Linked DNA regions of Homo sapiens: region 2 is linked to region 1. Evidence: read pairs that join two places in POLR2A ChIA-PET (ENCODE). Cell type or tissue: MCF 10A. All regions are shown on one strand. Each heading gives the region's core, and the rest is flanking DNA. Links, peaks and the distances in the headings are about the cores only. Region 1 overlaps LOC102723831 (a long non-coding RNA gene). Region 2 overlaps MTHFD1L (methylenetetrahydrofolate dehydrogenase (NADP+ dependent) 1 like).

The links. Peaks named below come from ENCODE experiments on the same cell type or tissue, not always from the same donor. Only the 100,000 strongest peaks of a DNase experiment are listed, where the experiment ranks them.
Region 2: POLR2A ChIA-PET joins it to region 1 with 5 read pairs; 3 of 35 experiments call an interaction of 5 or more read pairs at or near these places.

What each region holds. Positions count from the first base shown.
Region 1 is chr6:151,194,576-151,199,958 of GRCh38, reverse strand. LOC102723831 (a long non-coding RNA gene) reads left to right here. Exons shown (of 3, transcript NR_125868.1): 2 at 2,324-2,440; 3 at 2,595-3,286. Among named protein-coding and RNA genes, the nearest start is that of AKAP12, 43 kb to the left of the region's middle. In MCF 10A, for the core only: no CTCF peak of the experiment used is centred there; a DNase peak (open chromatin) is centred at 3,188.
Region 2 is chr6:151,079,302-151,084,684 of GRCh38, reverse strand. All of the region lies in intron 26 of MTHFD1L (methylenetetrahydrofolate dehydrogenase (NADP+ dependent) 1 like), which reads right to left. Among named protein-coding and RNA genes, the nearest start is that of MIR12131, 21 kb to the left of the region's middle. In MCF 10A, for the core only: no CTCF peak of the experiment used is centred there; a DNase peak (open chromatin) is centred at 2,474.

The DNA.
Region 1 (5,383 bases), core at 303-5,302:
TTGGACAGATGCCATTGTAATATTAAAAAAAAAAAACAGTATTGAAGAAAGTTACGAACTCTAGAATTAGTTGATTATGCATAACTTTTTTTTCAGACAGGGTCTTGCTCTGTCACACAGGCTGGAGTGCAGTGGCATGATCATAGCTCACTGCAACCACGAACTCTTGGGCTCAAGCAATCATCCCGCCTCAGCCTCCCGAGTGGCTAAGATTAAAGATGCGTGCCATCATAACCAGCTAATTTTTGTAAATGTTTTTGTAGAGATATAGGATCTCGCTGTGTTGTTTAGGTTGGTCTCAAACTTCTGGCCTCAAGTGATCCTCCTGCCTTGGCCTCAAAAGTGCTGGGATTATAGGCATGAGCCATCATGTCTGGGCCTATGCATGAAATTTTAAATTAATTGTGTGTGTGTGTGTGTGTGTGTGTGTGTTTTGAGACAGAGTCTCACTCTGTCACCCAGGGTGGAGTGCAGTGGCATGATCTCGGCTCACTGCAACCTCCACCTCCCGGGTTCAGGCAATTCTCCTGCCTCAGCTTCTGAGTAGCTGGAATTACAGGCATGCACCACCACATCTGGCTAGTTTTTGTGTTTTCAGTAGAGGCAGGGGTTTCAGCATGTTGGCCAGGTGGTCTCGAACTCCTGACTTCAAGGGATCCACCCACCTCGGCCTCCCAAAGTGCTGAGATTACAGGCATGAACCACCGCACCCGGCCTTTAAAATTTATTTTTATAAAACGATCCCAGTCTACAATTCTTTATTAACATTTATGATCCTACTTCTCCAGCAGGTTGGATTGGGCATACTTCTAACTTTTGCATCTTAGTTTGATTCTTTATTTGGTTAGCCTTCATTTAAACTAGCAATCTGCAATAGGGTGTTTTCTCTACCATGCTATGCACGTGGCCTGGCAGAGAGCTTTTCTGGTGCATTTTTGAAAAGGCCCATAACCTGGGAATACGGTCCCACTGCAAACACTAAGGAAAGAAGCAAACCACAAAGGGATCAAGGATTTCTCATGGAACATGTGCCCTGAACACCCTCTGGAAGTTTCTGTGATGTTTGCTGTCATGGCAATGGATTACTCTGGATTAGGCTGCTGCCCCGGGATTGTTCTGTTCACCTGCTTGCTGTTTTCATTTTTGTTAGCTTGCTGTTTAGACACTTAAGGTGGATTCCATTTTGTTATCCAGATGTTTCTATGCCCAGGGGCACTAGCATGCATTCTAATCACTGGGCATGTATTGCTCTTTAATAGTATGTAGAAAATTGAGAAAGCCTTGAGAGCTGGCCTGAAAAATTTATTAGTCCCTCACTAAAACTTCATCTTTAAAATCATGTCTCTGTGGTGTGATTGTACCTGGAAGAACTAGAACTCAACCACTCAATTATGAGCTCAAGAATGTATGAAATTGAACATGTTCAGAAATTAATCATTTTTCTCATCTCTTCTGTGAATGATATCTCAGCAGTCAAGTTATCTTTCACTGCTAGGGGATATTCAAAAGTAAGAATTTGGAAGATCTTACTAAAAGGCTTTAGACAGAACCTGGAAATAGATTCTCTGCATTTGTATGCAAGTTAATTTTTGAATTCTCTACATATGCTGAGGGAAAAGATTAGGATGTCTAGATGGGCCTGGATAGCAAAGTCAGGGCCTGATTTTTTTCTGGTTAGTGCCTTGGGGAGATTAAGTGTGGCTATCACTGAATAAAATTTAACCCAAATGCTGAAACTTTTAGAGGAAACTGGATACATCAAACAGGAACCTGTTCTAACATCAAATGAGTGACTTATTTTCTTGCTTAACCAGGGTAGGTAACACTAAGCTGGCTATCAATAGCCCCCTGTTTCTTAGGGAATTTCTAATACGGTGTGACCATGTTTATTCGTAGATGGGACAGAGCTGCTGATGGCATTCTAAGACAGAGTAGAAGTAAAACGAAGAAAGATGGGGCTTCTGGTACCTACAATTATTTTTTTCCTTTTAAAAGTTATAGTAATTTTTAAATTTTGGAAATTTAAAATTTTGGAAAATAAAAACTACAAGTACACTTATAGTAGACTTCCTTCCTTCCTTCCTTCCCTCCCTCCCTTCCTCCCATCTCTCCCTTCCTTTCTTTCTCTCTTTTCTTTTTCTTCCTTTCTTTCTTTTTTCTTTTTTCTTTTCTTTCCTTTCTTTCTTTCTTTCTCTTTTCTTTCTTCTTTCTTTCCTTTTCTTTTCTCTTTCTTTCTTTCTTTTCTTTCTTTCTCTCTTCCTTCCTTCCTTCCTTCCTTCCTTTCTTCCTTTCTTTCTTTCTTTTTCTCTTTCTCTCTTTTCAGGGTCCCACTCTGTGGCCTAAGCTGGAGTGCAGTGGCAGTATCAGGGCCCGCTACATCCTTGACCTCCTGGGCTCAAACAATCTCTCATCTCAGCCTCCCAAGTAGCTGGCACTATAGGTATGTACCACTGTGCCCAGACAATATGTGTGTGTGTGCATATATATATATATATATATATATATATATATATATACATATATATATATATATATATACATATATATATATATATATATATATATATTTTTTTTTTTTTTTTTTTTTTTTGTAGGGATGGAGGCCTCACTTTGTTGCCAGCTGGTCTCGAGCTCCTGGCTTCAGGTGATCCTCCCATCTCAGCCTCCCAAAATGCTGAGAGGGCAGCTGTGAGCCACTGTGACCAGCCAGCATGTCTTTTTTTGATCTGCCCAGTACCAACCCTCATTTGGGAATCGCTCTTTCTGTTCCTTTAACCTGATGATTCCTGTGGGAGCAGCTGTGCTCTGACATGGCCTGGCCCTGCCTAGGGCTGATTAGAGAAAAACAGTACCAATGATCCTCTTCTCTGGGATATTTGAACCTGATTCCAGGGGTGATTATCAATATCTGCAACAATCAGGGAGATCCGGGTACCCACCAATTAGGACAGACATTGGCTGAAAAACAATTGATATGGGTGCAGCAGTGCACGCAGGCTGAAGAGCACCCTTGTTTGAGAAGAAGGAACATAGGGATTCCCTCTTTGGGGGCAGAAGTTGGAAACTGTGCATTGGGGAGCCCTGTTTTCTTCCTGTAGACAAATCTCATTGTGGTGAATAGGAATGAGGCCAACGGCAAGATCTGGAGATGGAAGAAGCTCCTGAAGATGTTGAAACCCCTGGTCCCAGCTGTTCTGTGGGCCAGCTGGATTCCTGCCCTTCTATAGCTGTATTGCTCAATCCTTTCCTGGGATCTGGGAGAAAATAAATTTCATTTTTGGCCCAAGTTAGTTCAAGTTCAGATTCTTTTCCCCCATAACAGTAACAAAGAGTCCTAACTGATTCAACATTAAACTGTATTCTTTTTTTAAAAGCTTTTTTGTTTGTTTGTTTTAGAGATGGGGTCTTGCTCTGTTACCCAGGCTGGAGTACGGTGGCAGTATCACAGTTTACTGCAGCTGGAACTTCCGGGTGCAAGGGATCCTCCTTCCTTAGTTTCCCCAGTAGTTGGGACTACAGGCATGCACCGTAACCAGCTAAATGTTTTTACAAATTTTTTTGGAGACAAGGTTTTGGGATGTTGCTCAGGCTTGTCTCAAACTCCTGGCCTCAAGCAATCCTCCCATCTCAGCCTTCTGAGCAGTTGGGATCACAGGCATGAGCCACCTCGTCCTGCCCAATAAAGCTTTGTAAAAAAGCCAGGCACGGTGGCTCACACTTGTAATCCCAGCGCTTTGGGAGGCCAAAGTGGGAGAATTCCTTGAATCTAGGAGTTAGAAACCACCCTGGGCAAAACAATGAAACCCCTGTCTCTACTTTAAAGGAAAAAAAAAAAAGCTTAGTGGAGTATAATTGACAAATAGAAACTGTATATAATTAACAGGTGTAACTTGATGGTTTGATATGCGTGTACATTGTGAAATGATCATCACATCAAGCTAGTTAACATATCCATCACTTCACGTAGTTACCTCTGTGTGTGTGTAGGCGTGTGTGTGTGTGGTGAGAAGACAAGATCTACTCTCAGCAAATTTCAAGTATACAATACAGTGTTAACTATAGTCACCATGCCGTACATTAGATTCACAGAATTTATTCATCCTGCATAATGGAAACTTTGTACCCTTTGACCAACATTTCCCCACTTCCCCCATCCTCCAACCCCTGACAACCACCACTCTACTGTGTGCTTCTGTGAGTTCAACTATTTTAAAATCTACATAAGTGAGATCATGCACTATTTGTCTTTCTATGTCTGGCTTATTTTACTTAGCATAATGTCCTTCAGGTTCACCCACGTTGCAAGTGGCAGAATTTCCTTCTTTTTTTAAGGCTAAATAATAGTCCACTGAATATTACGTGTACATATATGTGTATATATATATGTATATATGTATATATATATATATATATATATATGCACATACGCACACACAGCCCTCATTTTCTTTTAAGGCTAAATAATAGTCCATTGAATATTACATATATATATATATGCACATACACACACACCCTTCATTTTCTTTTTGATTTCTTGAGGGTCTTGCTCTGTTGCCCAGTCTAGAGTGCAGTGGCATGACCACAGCTCACTGCAACGTCTAACTCCTGTGCTTAAGTGATCCTCCCGTTTCAGCCTCCCAAATAGCTAGGACTTTAGGCACATACCACCACGCTTAGCTAACTAAAAATTTTTTTTACTGTAGAGATTGGGGGAGATATGTTGCCCAGGCTGGTCTGCAGACAGAGGTAATTATACCTCTTCTTTTCTGATTTCAGTGGCTTTTATTTCTTTTTCTTGTCTAATTGTTCTGGTTAGGATTTCTAGTACTATGCTGAATAGAAGTGGTGTTAGTGGGCATTTGTAGCTAAGATAAGATATTAGAGAAAAACCTTTCAGTTTCTCCGTATTGATTACAATGTTAGCTATGGCCTTTCATATATTTTTTTTTTATTTTTGTGAACTGTTCATGGAAATACATATGTGATCTTTATTATGTTGAAGTATGTCCCCTCTATACTTATTTTGTTAAGAGCTTTTATCATGAATGGATGTTGAATTTTGTCGAATGCTATTTCTGCACCTATTGAAATGATGCAGTAGTTTTTGTAGATCATGTAGTTTTTATATTTCAATCTGTTTTTATAGTAGAACATGTAGTTTTTATAGTAGATCATGTAGTTTTTATATTTCAATCTGTTAATGTGGTATATCACATTGACTTGCATATGTTGAACCATCCTTGCATCCTAGGGATAAATCCCACTTGATTGTAGTGTATGATCCTTTTAATGTGCTGTTGAATTCAGTTTGCTAGTATTTTTTTGAGGAGTTTTGCATCTCTGTTCACCAGGTATATTGGCCTGTGGTTTTCTTCTTAGTGTT
Region 2 (5,383 bases), core at 311-5,310, 120 kb after region 1:
CCGTCTAATATATATTTCTATAGTTATATACAGAAATTGAATAGTTCTACATGCACAGTTCTGGAGTTTGACTTTTAGAAAGATTAATATTTAAAATCAGTAATTAGGCCAGGCACAGTGGCCCACACTCGCAATCCCCACACTTTGGGAAGCCGAGGTGGGAGGATCGCTTGGGGCCAGGAGTTCAAGACCACCCTGGGCAACATAGAAAGACCCTGCCTGTACTTAGAAAGCTTCCCCCAGCCCCGACCCCAGGTATTACATTACTTCCATTTCATTCTTCATGTTTTCAGACAACGTCCTGCTCCGGTGCCCGGAAGACACGCGTGCCAGGCTTGGCTGAGTCCTGCAGCCCCAGCCATTTCTCTCCACGGTCATTCTCAGGCTTGCTGACCCATGTGAGCAGTTCCGGGCCAAATATCCACATCTCGTGTGATCCAGTGTAAGACAGAATGTCTTCTTTGGTAGCACCTTTTTCTTTTGTCTTGATTCTTTTATTTATCTATTTTCAAAGTAATAAATTGGTGCCCTGGCAACTCCAACAGTGACACTTCTGAGGGAGGCATTTAACATGTAGAAAATGTAGCTATAGATGTAGCCAGGCTCAAGGAAGGTTTCTGAGGAAGTGAATTTCTTGTATTTCGGGACCTCATTTATAACTTGTGTTTGTTAAGTTCTGACCATACTCCAGGCGCCATGCTAAGCACGTTGTATGCACCATATCTCATTTAATCCCAAGAACCCTGTGAGGTCAGGGTTATTGTTATTTACATTATCCCCATTTTGCTGATTAGAAAAATGAGAGATTTCCAAAATGATACAAATACAGTAACTACTCGAGCTTTTTTCTTAAAAATAACAGGCTTGCTACTCTTTCATGGCCAGCTAGAATACACAGATTTTTTGTACCTATCTGAAAAGTGTAAATGGTCACCATTATGCAATGAAGTAACCAATTTAGTCAAAGTAACATATTTAGTCAAAAATTAAAAAAAAATCAATCATAGTTATGTCAGAAATGTGCTTTGGTAACTCTCTAGTGGGTTGGCAAAATCCAATACAGACAATTGTGAAACAATGCCACTATTGATCAAGTAGCTGGTTTCTCTGTCACTTATATGCTTCATTTTTATTCATTACCAGAAAGATAAAAGAAAGGCCATGACTACAAGGGTATAAACTTATTTGTGGCCGGGCGCTGTGGCTCACGCCTGTAATCCCAGCACTTTGAGAGGCCGAGGTGGGCAGATCACGAGGTCAAGAAATCGAGACCATCCTGGCCAACATGGTGAAACTCCATCTCTACTAAAAATACACAAATTAGCTGGGCATGGTGGCAGGTGCCTGTAATCTCAGCTACTCGGGAGGTTGAGGCAGGAGAATCGCTTGAACCTGGGAGGCAGAGGTTGCAGTGAGCCGAGATGGCACCACTGCACTCCAGCCTGGGTGACAAGAGTGAGACTTCGTCTCAAAAAGAAAAAAAAAAAAATTGCATTTCATTCTTCGTATTTGGAGAACGATGGAGATTCTTCCCTGCCTTTCCTTATTTCACTGTAATGATCACACCTGAGCCTTTCAACAACACTATGAGACAAGTGAGTCGGGAGAGACTTGCCCATTCCCATCTACAGGTGCAGAAACAGCCTCCAGGCAGTCATGTGAGTTTCCCTGAGCCCATTAGGAAGGAGAACTGCAAGTGCAAAGGTTCTACTGGGGACCCAAAGTCTGAGGGGTAATGGGAACCAGATCAAGACTTTCAGGTGTGGGGCAAAGCATTATCGGGAGACAGGGGACTCTACCCTATACGAATTGCATCTTGCTGGGTGAGTTACTTCGCTCAGCCTTCACTTCTTTTGTTTTGTTTTTTTTGATTGTGATTGTCAAAGGTCAGCCCTCGTTCTTTATCTATAACTACAGCATGAGTATAACAATATATTATGGAGTCATTTCAAAATTCAAATGAGATGAAGGACCCTAGTTTAGAGTTTAATACACAGTACCCATTGTTGTTATTTTATTATAGAATTGATAATTGCCTGGATTAAAGGAGAGTTGTAAATTATTTAAGATAGAAATAGGAAAAGATAGCTTAAACCAAAAAAAAAATCTTCTATATCTAATTATGTATTTATTTTATGGGAAAAAAGGTTTCATTAGTATTATGAGATTGTTCCCTAATTTTTCTGGGTCTACAATTTTACAAGTCACGCTTTCTGTAGTTCTTATTTATGGCAATCAAATGTTAAGCTAAACCAATAGCCAAGACCTAAAGTATTTAAATGAACAGGGGTAGCTTGATTGAGGTCAGATAAGGCTGTAAGAGAGAAAGTTTCAGAAGCGTGACTATAAACTCAAAACAGGTGTGATTCTAAATGGCCCTTCAGTCCTTAGGAGATGAAAGACTACCAACTCTTGTGCAGCCCAAGAAGATGCTGGGAAGAGCTGAAGCACAAATTCCATTCCTCATGTGTCATATTCCCACCTAGAGTTTTTGCGACATACTCATTCATCAGCCGTTTGACCGACAGGTAGCACACCATGAAAATCTCCACTACGTGTGGAAAACAAATCAATTTAATAATATATTTTATTGTTTGGAAACTCAAAATTAAGTAATTAAATTCTGGTTTCTGAGAAGCTCATCCCTTGAAAATCAACTGTGATGTTGTGGGCTGGGTTTTATGTCAAGGTCCTACTGGCAAGGAAATCATCATTCGGTAGTCCCTTTAAGGAGAAGCTGGAGGAGATGGGAAGAGGAGGAAGCAGGAAGGAAGGGGTGGGGAGGATGGACAGTGCTTTCACTCAGCCGATCTGGTCTTTCTCTTCAAGCAGCTTGTTATCAAAGGCGCAGCTGCCTAGACCTTGCTTGCTGTGCCATGTCATTTAGCATTTCCCTTTTGCTTTCACCTCTCTCCCTCACAACTAGACCCTTGCCCCTCCGACCCTGGGAAAGCTCCTGCCCAGAGATAATAAGCTGTGTAGTAGAAAAACATAAGACAGGGAAATCATTATTATTTTTGAGACAGTCTCTGTCACCCAGGCTGGGGTGCAGTGGCAAGATCTCAGCTCACTGCAACCTCTGCCTCCCAGGTTCAAGTAATTCTCCTGCCTCAGCCTCCCAAGTAGCTGGGATTACTGGCGTGTGCCACCATGCCTGGCTATTTTTTTTTTTTTTTTTTTTTTTTTGCATTTTTAGTAGAGGCAGCGTTTCACCATGTTGGCCAGCCTGGTCTGGAACTCCTGACCTCAGGTGATCTGCGCACCGCAGCCTCCCAAAGTGCTGGAATTACAGGTGTGAGCCACTGCGCCCAGCCCAAGTCAGGAAAATTACATCCATCATTTAAACTTCCCCTTTATGGTTTTCTTGGGACAGTGGCAAAGGAAGAGTTTGGAGAAGGGGGAGTCACCTCATCAGTGCTCATCACTACCCTGAAACTCGGCTGGCCAAGACTGGCTGAAGTAGGAAAGAATTCAGGACTACCCTGTGACGTAATTAAACTATTTTAAATACCAGAGGCCTATATTGTTCTGTAATGTTTCTTAGGTGATCCACTCCAGATACCAGCTGAATGCTCAGGACTTCAGACTGGGTCTAGAAGTGGCTTACTGTATATAATGGACTGAACTGCATCCCCTCAAAACCCCTATATTGACATCCTAATCCCCCAATACGACTACATTTGGAGACAGGAAGTCGAGGCTGTAGGGAGCCATGATCGTGCCACTGCACTCCATCCTGGGTGACAGAGCAAGACCCCATCTCAAAACAAACACAAAAAACAACCCAAAAAGGTCATAAGCATGGGGCCCTAATCCAATAGGACTGAGTGTCCTTAAAAGAAGAGGAAGAGGTCACAGGGATGTTTGTGTACAGAGAAGACGACATACAGGGAAGACAGCTGTCTGCAAGCCAAGAAGAGAGGCCTCAGCAGAAACCAGCCCTGCCAGCACCCTGATCTTGGACTTCCCGCCTCCAGAACTGTGAGAAAATAAAATAAACTTCTGTTGTTGAAGCCACCCAGTCTATGGTCTTTTGTTACGGCAGCCCTAGCAGACTAATACACTTACTTATGTGGACATTTCCTTTCTTCTATGTATGTTTTCCTCCTGCTTTAGCACCTTCAATTCCTGGACCGAAAGACTCCTAACTATGCTACTTGCAAAGGCTTCTATACACAGAACACTCTTTTTCTAACTGCAAGGGCAGAGGCAGACAACAATGAAAGGACCAGGTGGGCACAGCTGTCCCTCCTCCTCTGCCCTCTCCTGGGTTTCTCCTCCATCCTCTCACTGGCTGCCCTGATACCCGCAACACTGCTGGGACTCCGCAGCTGCCCTTCTTCCTCTGGATTATGCCACAAGTATAAGTGGGAGAAAAAAACGTGGACCAAAAGTCCTCAAATCGTTCACAAATCACTTCTCTTTCGGTTTCTCATAAGCACATACACAGTATATTAAAAATACAGAGAAACACTATGAGACCAATAGGATTATTTTTTTCTTTTTTGGGCCAGAGTCTCACTCCGTCATCCAGGCTGGAGTGCAATGGCGCAATCTCGGCTCACTGAAATCTCCACCTCCCAGGTTCAAGCAATTCTCCTGCCTCAGCCTCCCGAGTGGCTGGGATTTATGGATGTGCACTACCACGCCCAGCTATTTTTTTTGTATTTTAAGTAGAGACGGGGTTTCACCACGTTGGCCAGGCTGGTCTTGAACTCCTGACCTTAGGTGAACCGCCTACCTCGGCTCTCCAAAGTCCTGGGATTACAGGTGTGAGCCACCACGCCTGGCCTAATTTCTTTTTTTTTAATTTAATTTTTACCAAAGTAAATCACGTGCTGGCTTAAGAGATCACACTGCTCTTTAGGGCTTACTATGCAACATGACTGTTCCCATGGCCAGGCGAAGTGGCTCACACCTGTAATCCCAGCACTTTGGGAGGCCGAGGTGGGCAGATCACATGAGGTCGGGAGTTTGAGACCAGCGTGACCAACATGGTGAAACTCCGTCTCTACTAAAAATACAAAATTAGCTGGGCGTGGTGGTGCATGCCTGTAATCCTAGCTACTTGAGAGGCTGAAGCAGGAGAATTGCTTGAATCCGGGGGGCGGAGGTTGCGGTGAGCCGAGATCACGCCATCGCACTCCAGCTGTGAGCCGAGATCATGCCATCGCACTCCAGCCTGGGCAACAAGAGTGAAACTCCATCTCAAAACAAAACAAACAAACAAACAAAAAACAAACAGAAAAACCTGTTCCCTGCCCCCCACTGCCCTGCCCCCAGTGGCATTCCCACTCCTGAAAGGCAGCCACTGTCAACACTCAGTGGTGTCTTTTTGCCTTTCGCTGCTGTCCTGGTCTTGCCGTTCAGATGTTACCCACTG